Regions from separate parts of the Mus musculus genome. Here region 1 is linked to region 2. The links are chromatin contacts, found by Hi-C in ENCODE. All regions are on one chromosome and are shown on one strand. Each heading gives the region's core, a stretch centred on a gene start or an enhancer-like site at or near the end of the contact. The rest is flanking DNA. Distances are from core to core; before and after follow the strand shown. Region 1 holds the start of Lrrc71 (leucine rich repeat containing 71). Region 2 overlaps Gm40085 (predicted gene, 40085).

Region 1 (4,668 bases), core at 1,578-4,077, 240 kb before region 2:
TGTCATAAAGGTATGAGTGCAGAGACGTGGAGGGGAAGGAAGCCAGGGCCTCCAGGGCCTCCAAGGAGCCTGATTTTCTTCCTTGATCTCTTAGGTCCCATCTCTGAAGAGGGACTAGGGGCAAGCGTTATGTCCCTGAGCAGTGAGAACCCCTATGCTACCATCCGAGACCTGCCCAGCCTGCCTGGGGAACCCCGAGAAAGCGGCTATGTGGAGATGAAAGGACCTCCATCAGTGTCCCCTCCCAGGCAGTCTCTTCATCTCCGGGACAGGCAGCAGCGGCAACTGCAGCCACAGAGGGACAGTGGCACCTATGAGCAGCCCAGCCCCTTGAGCCATAGTGAGTCTTCTATGTCCCCCCTGGGGGGAGGGGGGTGACAGGGTACTGGCTCACGGGAGGGGAGGGGAGAGAAGCAGACAGTGGCATGATAGGGCAGGGCCATGGCCTTTGGGTGGTGTGGTCTCAAAGCAGGTGTGATATTGGGAGAACTGCCCTCGTCCTCCGAGCCTGTTCCTCCTCTGAAGGTTGAGTGTTTGAGATGGTGCTTGAATAGTACCAGAGAGAGAGAGACAGACAGACAGACAGACACAGAGACAGACAGACAGATACAGAGAGAGACAGACAGACACACACACAGAGACAGAGACAGACATACAGACACAGAGAGAGACAGACACACACACACACACACACAGAGACAGAGAGAAAGACAGAGACAGAGAGAGACAGACACACACACACAGAGACAGAGACAGACATACAGACACAGAGAGAGACAGACACACACACACAGACAGACACACACAGAGAGACAGAGAGAAAGACAGAGACAGACATACAGACACAGAGAGAGACAGACACAGAGAGATACACACACAGAGACAGAGAGAGAGAGAAAGAGAGAGAGAGAGACAGACAGACAGACACACACACACACACAAGTTGGGAGACAGTGTCTTCATATTGTTTGAGGTGGACAGGTTGGGTAGTTGAGCAGAGGGCCTTGCCTAGTCATACATCCTGGTGTTTGACCCAGCCAACCCACACTCATTGCCCATTGCCGTTCACTTCTCTGTGGGTAGGAAGAGGCTGCAGTAGGAGCAGCCAGGGGAGGCTGAGGAGTCACCTCATCTTGTCCTCTCTGTCTTCAGATGAAGAGTCTTTGGGCTCCACGCCCCCGCTTCCTCCAGGCCTGCCTCCTGGTCACTACGACTCCCCCAAGAACAGCCATATCCCTGGACACTATGACTTGCCTCCAGTACGGCATCCTCCATCCCCTCCATCCCGGCGCCAGGACCGCTGAAGAGCCGGCATGGTATGGGAGCGTGCCTATGTACCCTGCCAGGAGCAGGGACTGGACCAGCAGGCCACGAACAGAAACACTTGGTGAAGTGAACAGAGACGGACTGTGGCCCTGTGCTTCCACCGAGGGAGACACTAGTTGACAAAGTGTCTAACCCTCTTTTCCCACCCACTGCTCAAGTCCCTGTGGACATAAGCTGGTGGGCAGAATGTTGTTGTACAAGTGTGATTTTAGATCGATTTTTTTTAAAAGTATGTGTTGGGTACCTTTTCTGTGTGTATGCTCAGGCAGGCTGTGTGTGTCTCTAGTTGGCTTTAGAGGGAGTCAGGTATAGGTTCTGCCTTCTGCACTTTCCATCTTATCTAGTAGTCAGCTTCCAAGCTTAACTAGTTAGAGCTCCACCAGCAGCAGGCCCTAACTACCTGCCTGCCCTTCACCCAGTAATCCTCCATGTCTTTGCTCAGAGGATTGCTCCCCGACTCTGGTGTTTGTCCTCCTGGTACGCCTTGACGGTCCTGCAGTCTCCCTTTCCCGTCTCGCTTCATTCTTTCCCAGAATGAAGGCTGTCTGCCACCCTACTTCCCAGCCCAGGAATTGGCACATCTAAGTTCAGCCTTCCTAAGTTACCCGTTGAGTCCTGCTTGCCCTTCACATATTCCACAGAACACCCACCCCACATCTGCTTCATAGCTACTCTCTTCTCCACGTACCCACAGAAGGCAGAAGTGGTACCAGGCAAGAAGATGGGATTGTTGCATTTTGTTTTGTTTTTGAGACTCTGTCTCACTATGTAGTCCTGGCTGGCCTGGAACTCAAGAGCTCTGCTTGCCTCTGCCTCTTGAGTGCTGGGTTTAACGGCTCAGGGTCACATGCACAGCTCAAGCTGCACTCCGATGTGCTTTCCCCTGTTGCTAGATTAGCGTCTGCCTCCCCCTAGTGGAGAGGCTGATCGCCAGCTCTCTGATGCAGGACTCTGGTGTTTAGGCTCACTCACTATTGGTTTCCTTGGCACAGGGTAGTCACTCAATAAATGTTCCTCTAAAAGCTGAGTGGCTGAATCAAAGTACCAGCAATACCGTGTCCCCAGTGTCCCCCAGAGCCTAGTTTGGAGCTCTCCTCAGAGATAGAGTCTCAGCAGAGAGCAGCATCCGTGCTGCTGTGGTACTGAATGAGGAGCCAAGCAACTCAAAGGGGCCCGGGATGGCGAAATGGTAAAGATGGGACCTCCTAGATCAAACCAGCAGACAAGCCTCCAGACCTCCAGGGAGCTGAGGAGAGCTGGCAAAGAACTCAGCATAGCCCGAGCCCTTACCACTTGGGCCCTTCACAAGGCACTCTCTCTCCCCTACAACCTTCTAGCTCAGTGCGTTGTCCTCTCCCCCCACAACCTCCTCTGCGAGTACAGAGAGTACAGACCATTAGGGCCCTAGCTGCACTGCCCTAGATTCCACGCATCTATGCCCTACGCCTAGCCACGCCCACTGGCTCTGGCTCTGGCAGAGTCAGGGGCCTCCACGTGCACTCTTTGCCCGTTGCTCCGGCCACAGCCCCACCCAATCAGGCTGGGTTGCCCTGGAGAGGGCAGTCGCGGAGTCGCTTGGCTGAGTGGAGATCCTAGGGGTGAGGCCCACAGAGTCCCGTTTCATCTTGCCTCTCACTCGAGGGGTCCAAAAGCACCCCTATGTCAAGTGAGCCAAGCACTACAGGGACCTCACCCAGGACTCCGCGTCCTGGGGCCCAGAAGTCATCCGGAGCAGTAACCAAGAAGGGGGATCGGGCTGCTAAAGATAAGACAGCAAGCACCCTGCCCCCGGTGGGAGAGGACGAGCCAAAAAATCCGGGTATGCTGGCGGGGCAGGGCTGGATTAATTGGACTTGACGTTTTCTTTTTTTTTCTTTTTTAAAATTAAAACTGGTCAGCAACTTGCTCTACAGACTAGGCTGACCCCGAACTCAGAGGTCTACCTATCTCCTCCGAGATCAAATGTGGATCAGCACATCCCACCTCCTCAGGGGTTGGTCTTAAAGAGTACACATTGCCTGGGGAAGCTGACGTGCACTGTAAGATGTGACAAGATAGGTCAAAGAAGGCTGAGGCAGTGGTGAGAAGATCCCGTGGGGCTGTGGGAAGGTTTAGGAACACAGCTCTATGGATATTCATTTAGACAACAGTTACTTTTGAGTGTCTTCTCTGTGGCCATGGTCACAGTTGTGCTTTGGCACGCTTAAAGAAAACTATTAAAGTTGGATTAACAGGACCATTGCTTCTCATGTTGCAAGGGACAGAACTCAGTTTGAACCAATTAAGCACAAAAGGGAATGTATCAGAAGGCATCTTGATACAAATTCGATGCTTTTGTTATTAAAGAGGGTCAGGACCCCGTTTTCCTTGCAATGGAAATAAAACACTGGGAAAAGATGCTGCCGGTCTGCCTTTTGCCAGGTGCTGTTTTCCTGTCAGCGCTAGTGCCCAGGGATAGGCAGGGTATAAGGAACTGGAGAAAAAGCATCTTTCATAGGGAAGACAGATAGGCCAGGGTTTGCTGGGCACAGAAAGCCCACACACATACTTGTGATCCCAGCACTCGGGGTACTGAGGCAGGAGGCACTAAGTTCCTTATAGAACAATACATCAAGACAGTGTGACCCAAGGGAGTAAAAGAGAAAAAGAAACGCTGGCTGTGCATGGAGGAGATGGGAAACAGAGATAGGGGCAGCAGAAAGGTGAGTGTGACTCTGAGTAGCCCAGTCCAGGGACGGTGATCATCGGCACAGGACAGTGAAGGTTTGAGAGGGTGTGTTAGGCTCCTGGGAGATGGAGTTGGTGAAGGATGAGGGGGATGGAGAGTCACCCTGCACTGCATGACCGAGTCCCAGGTTTCTAGCCTGGGATGCTAGCTGGGTGGAGATGTGGGAAGAAAGCTGGGAGAAGGGCCGTCCAGTGGCGGGCCTTCAGGTTCGAGGCTCAGCAGGAATGAGAAGTGGCAGGGTGACTACTTTGGGAACTTCCAGGGTGCTGGGATGTTCAAACCTGAGACTCTCTAAGATGGGTCAGAACTCTGACTGAAGAAACACAAAGCAGAAGGCTCTAGCAAGGATGGCCGGCCCGAGCAGCTTTGGCAGATGCAGGGACCAGAACTCAAGTGACCACTGCACAGGGACCCTGGGTATGGGCAATGTGGAGGTCACAGAGACTTGTACAGTTGCCATTGTATGTCCTGGTGACTAGTTTCTCAAACTGTGGGTTGGGGCCATTTAGCATGGGTCTGAGGACAAAAATAAGTTCCTTTGAGACAGTCTTGTAGGAATAAAACCACTGTGAGAGCCTACTCTTCAGGGGTTCCCATGGATGTTAAAGTTTGAG
Region 2 (4,350 bases), core at 1,732-4,231:
ACACACACATATATATATATATATCACATTGTCAAATATTATCAAGTCTCAAAATAGGTGTGGTCCATGTTGTTTAGCTATATATTGTCAGAAGAATGCAGGGGTGAACTGAACGAGTCCACATGCAGGGGCTCATGAGATGGTTTATTTGGTGTACTTTGGTGGGGCACGGAATCACAGCTAGAAATTGGAAAGGGGAGGTGTGCCAACAAACCAAGAGGGAGACATGAAGGATGACCGTGAGCCCGAAAGGTGACTGACTGAGTATGGGTGGGTGACCAATCACAGACATGGGGACTCTGAAGTTAGACGTTCTCAAGCTCAGGTCTGGCTCGGCAGGGAATGGCCTGCAGGACCCTGGTCACCGCCTACCCTGTCAGGGTCTCGTGCTCCCTCAGAATGTCCGTATCTGCCTTTCAGGGGGTGCTTTAAGGTTTAGATATAAGCAAAATGAAATCAGGCATAGACAAGCCAGGTACAGTGTTGAGTTCCAGGCCAATCTGGGCTACACGGGACCCTGAAACCTCGTCTCAAAGAACAAAACGGGGGCTAGAACGATGACTCAGCAGTTGAGAGCATTGTCTGTCCTTTCAGAGGACCCAGGTTCAATTCCCAGCACCCATATGGTCACTTACAGCCACCTGTAACTTCAGTCCCAGGGGATCCAATACCCTCTTCCAGCCTCTGTGGGCACCAAGCATGCATATGTGCACAGACACACGCGAAGCAGACAGAACACCCCACACATAAAGCAAAACAGAGCTAGAGTTAGCTACTACTGCAATGATTCTGACGGCAGAGTTGCCTGGCTGAGGAAGCTCAATCTTGCATCAATTCTGTTGCCAATCCTTCCAGCTGGACCAATTTGGACAACTTACCCTCTCAGGCTTCATTTTCTTCTGAAAGTAGAGATGATAATGCCATCTTCCTGGTAGGAAGTTGGGGTTGCAAGGATTAAATGGCACCTTCCATACGAGGCACCCAGGGCAGGGCTTGGTGTATGAGAGCTAACAGTGCTGGCACTGAAATCTAATCCTCCCGAATCCTACAGGTCACGGGGAGTGGGGGACACTTGTGTGAGACCACTCAGCCGGCAGCCAGAGAGCCAGCCCCGCATTCCCTTCAGAGAGGACAGACAGAAACAGGGCAGACTGCATTGCTTAGCCCCAAATTAGAGCTACGGTTCTCACCGATGAAGCCCTTTGTGCTCCTGGCAAAGTACTTTCGCTGTGCTGTGGTAACCCCCTCCAAGGGCGAGGCTGGTGTCTTACTCATCTCTCCAGAACTGGCACCTGACACCAGCTGACCCCTGGAAGGTGTGGAGACTAGTGGTGAGGCTCTGGGGGCCAAAGGGGCTTGCCATCCGCCTGGACTGGGTACCACAGGTGGTATGGAGGCTTCCAGACTGGCTTTTTCCAGGAGGAAGGGAAGGGAGGATGAAGGTAGGTTTCAGATGGGTTCAGTGTAGGGAGATGGAGCTAGGCTTCTATACTGTGAAAGGAAGTTTCTCAGTCTCTTACCCATGAACTGACTTATGACCCAAGGTCCAGGTGTCTGTCCTGGATTCACTTTGGCCAGGAAGGGCAGTAACTGCCAAGCAGTGGGGAATGGAGCAGAAGACTGCTGGTCTTAGCTGGGCTACAGTCCACTGATGCATCTCAGGAGCATGGGAGAAAGCCTATCACAGCTGCTGTGAAGGTCCAGACCCAAATCTATACAGAAAAGGATAAAGAATAGCCTGTCACATGCACAGGGCCATTCCACAGCCCAGCTACTCTGGAGTGGGGGAGGGGTGGGTGGGTGAGGGGCTTCCATGTAAATGACACTCCCCTCCCCCTACTCCAGGAGGGACCAGCTCCCAGTGTGGGGAACGAGGGTCCCTCATCTCAGCCAGTCTGGATCTTTTTTTCCTCAATAGACATCATTCTCTCCCTGTGTTTCCCAGCCGTCTCCCTCTCCCTCTACTGGCCCTCAGCAGCTCTCAGTGGTCTCCCCTGAGGTGGCTGGCACTGGTCAAATCCTCATAAGAACAAGGAGTGAAGGAGGCCAACTATCTTCATCTTGGGTTTCCTTTCCCTTGGTTCCTGTAATCCCTAGAACCCACATCTCCCAGGGCCCTTCCCTGCCAACCCTCCCTGCCTTCAGGACCTGGCCTCTGGGTGGGGAGGCACAGTTTAGCGTCTGGGATTTCCCCAGCCCGCAGTAGCAGGAAGTCTGAGTTGGGAGAGGGAAAGCCTGACTCTTGGCTGCTGCCCAGGTACTAAGCAAGACCAAAGTTCAGGGGAGAGGCCTGTTTCCCTGGTCAGCTGGGGACACACTCTGACCTCTACTTATCTGGACTTGGGGACTTGGGTCCCTGAGGCTGGAGGGCAAGGCCAAGTTCAGGGGAAGGAAGTGGAGCTAGAGGGCGACAGGAGAGAGAGACTGCTCCACCTTTTGTCTCCCAGGCCTTGCTTTGGTTGGCCCTGGTCCCTGTCCATGCCGTGAGATAGGATGGTTGACTTTCCTGAGTTGAACACTCGTGTCATCCGAAATCCTGGGGCTGGTAAGGAGACACGAGCATTTCATCCTCCGTGCTTACGGAAATCCAGTTGTCCTAGAGAAACTAGGTTTGTGCGCACAGTCCACGTGTGGCCCAATTCTGACCTATCATGGGCAAGAAGGAGGGTGTCTGGAAACTGGTCTTTTTTGGCGCTGTTTCTCCTTAGCGAGGCTGCGTTGGAAGGAATGACCCTATTAATTGGGCGGTTGATCAAGAGCCTCTTCTTCCAGGACTCTTACTTAATCTCTCAGTCTCTGTTCTTACCCATGCCTCACTTAGCTCTCTGGCTCTAAATGAGCCTCTGGGGACCTCCGGCAGCAAACGCAGCAGGGGACGAACAAGAGCCAGCGATAGCCCTTGGGGAGGACGAAGCAGAAAACACTGGTGACAGAGCACATTCCCCGTCCCATCAGCCAGCCATGCCACCCTCTAGGCCACTTACTCTCTAAACCTCTTCTTAGAGGGTAGGCTCTTCCAGCGCCTGTTCTAGAGCAGAGGTAAAAATGATGCAAAGAGGAATAATGACTGTGAGGGAAACCCTGGGTGGACTGGAGTCTGGATCTTTAGAAAAAAGAAGCGGAAGGGTGTTATAGAAGGGAATCCCCGAGCCTCTACCGCCCCCTAGTGGAGTATTCTGCATGCTCAGTCACTAGCCCTGTGATTGGACTGGACTCTGTACAGCCAGCAGGTGGAGGAAGGTGGAGCCACCCAGTGATATGTGTAGGTAACTTACAATCAGAAGATGTGGCCAGAGAATGTCCCGGTTTACTGGCAGTCATCGAAGTGATTCAGTAGTGAGATATACAGTTGTCACTATCGAGTAAGAGGATTCTAAAAGCATTCACACCTCAGTGGACACCTGGGGATTTACCTAGAAATAACCCTAAGGAGGGAGATTAAAATCTCAGAAACACCCAATTTATTCTTCTGGATTGTGAACAAGAACACAGTGTACGAAACTAAAGGTACAGCGTGGCCTCACGGACCACGGTCAAGACAGGCGCAGCCACAGGTTATGCATGCCCTAAACCTTATCACAATAACCGCTTTTTCTCGAGTTTGACCCCTCAGAATGTAACCGTGACAGCTAAGCTTGGTCTGAGTTTGGGTCACACATGGACAATCGTTTCTTTCTTTTTTTTCTCCCTTACTCTCTTCACTCAGTACCACAGGACTCTCTCTCACTGTACTAGGCCTGGCAGAAATGAAGATATTCTAAAATGATACTTGTGTCTCTCGTCTGACTATCCTATCAGATGACTGGAACGAGCGACTCTAAAGAAATGGGAGTTTCCCCAGGTGTCTCATACTGGGACAAACAAAAACCTCAGGTCTTTTGTGGGGGGGAGAAACTTGTCTCCCCCAGAAAGAGATCTCACACAGTTCTAACAAAGTTGTCAGACCATCTTATAAGATGAGACCGAAGTCTGGACAGAATGGATCAGAGATGGGCAGGACCACACCTTGACCTTGCCTGTTTTGATGTTCATATTCTTGACCCGGTACTAAAATTGAAGTTTATTTCAGGACCCAGAAGACAGACTTGAGAAGATTCCTTGGCTCTCTTTGTCCTTCTTTCCAGTGTAGCCACAATGAATACCCCCACCCCTTCTGCTCTTTTAGTTGATGTATTGAGGAGGGTGGCTGGACCTGCCTTGGGGACTCTCAAGTTTGATCACAACACCAGTCTTGTCCTGTTGCTGTGGAGTGGGTAGCTAGAGAAGAGGACCGAGTGACTGTGATCGCATGAGTTGCATATTTAGCGGGCCATTGGCACGAACACAGGGCTCCTTCCTACTCTGTCTCAT

The links. A loop is a pair of places that touch in the nucleus more often than their neighbours do.
Region 1: a loop to region 2 is called in a map of v-Abl transformed pro-B cells, with 2.7 times the contacts of the local background. The contact joins the promoter of Lrrc71 here to the enhancer-like site in region 2. A Hi-C loop is called at or near these places in 1 of 37 maps with a recorded cell type or tissue (v-Abl transformed pro-B cells).

Annotation. Positions count from the first base shown.
Region 1 is chr3:87,746,782-87,751,449 of GRCm38, reverse strand. Lrrc71 (leucine rich repeat containing 71) reads left to right here and starts at 2,827. Exons shown (of 15, transcript NM_028971.1): 1 at 2,827-3,145. The coding sequence starts at 2,986. It overlaps Pear1 (platelet endothelial aggregation receptor 1), which reads left to right. Exons shown (of 25, transcript NM_152799.2): 23 at 1-10; 24 at 95-340; 25 at 1,153-2,353. The coding sequence ends at 1,304.
Region 2 is chr3:87,507,227-87,511,576 of GRCm38, reverse strand. All of the region lies in intron 1 of Gm40085 (predicted gene, 40085), which reads left to right. Among named protein-coding and RNA genes, the nearest start is that of Gm40085, 3.2 kb to the left of the region's middle. Within about 2 kb of position 2,981, at least 1 of the 3 ENCODE cell types and tissues checked has a DNase peak (open chromatin) inside an H3K27ac peak, as active enhancers do.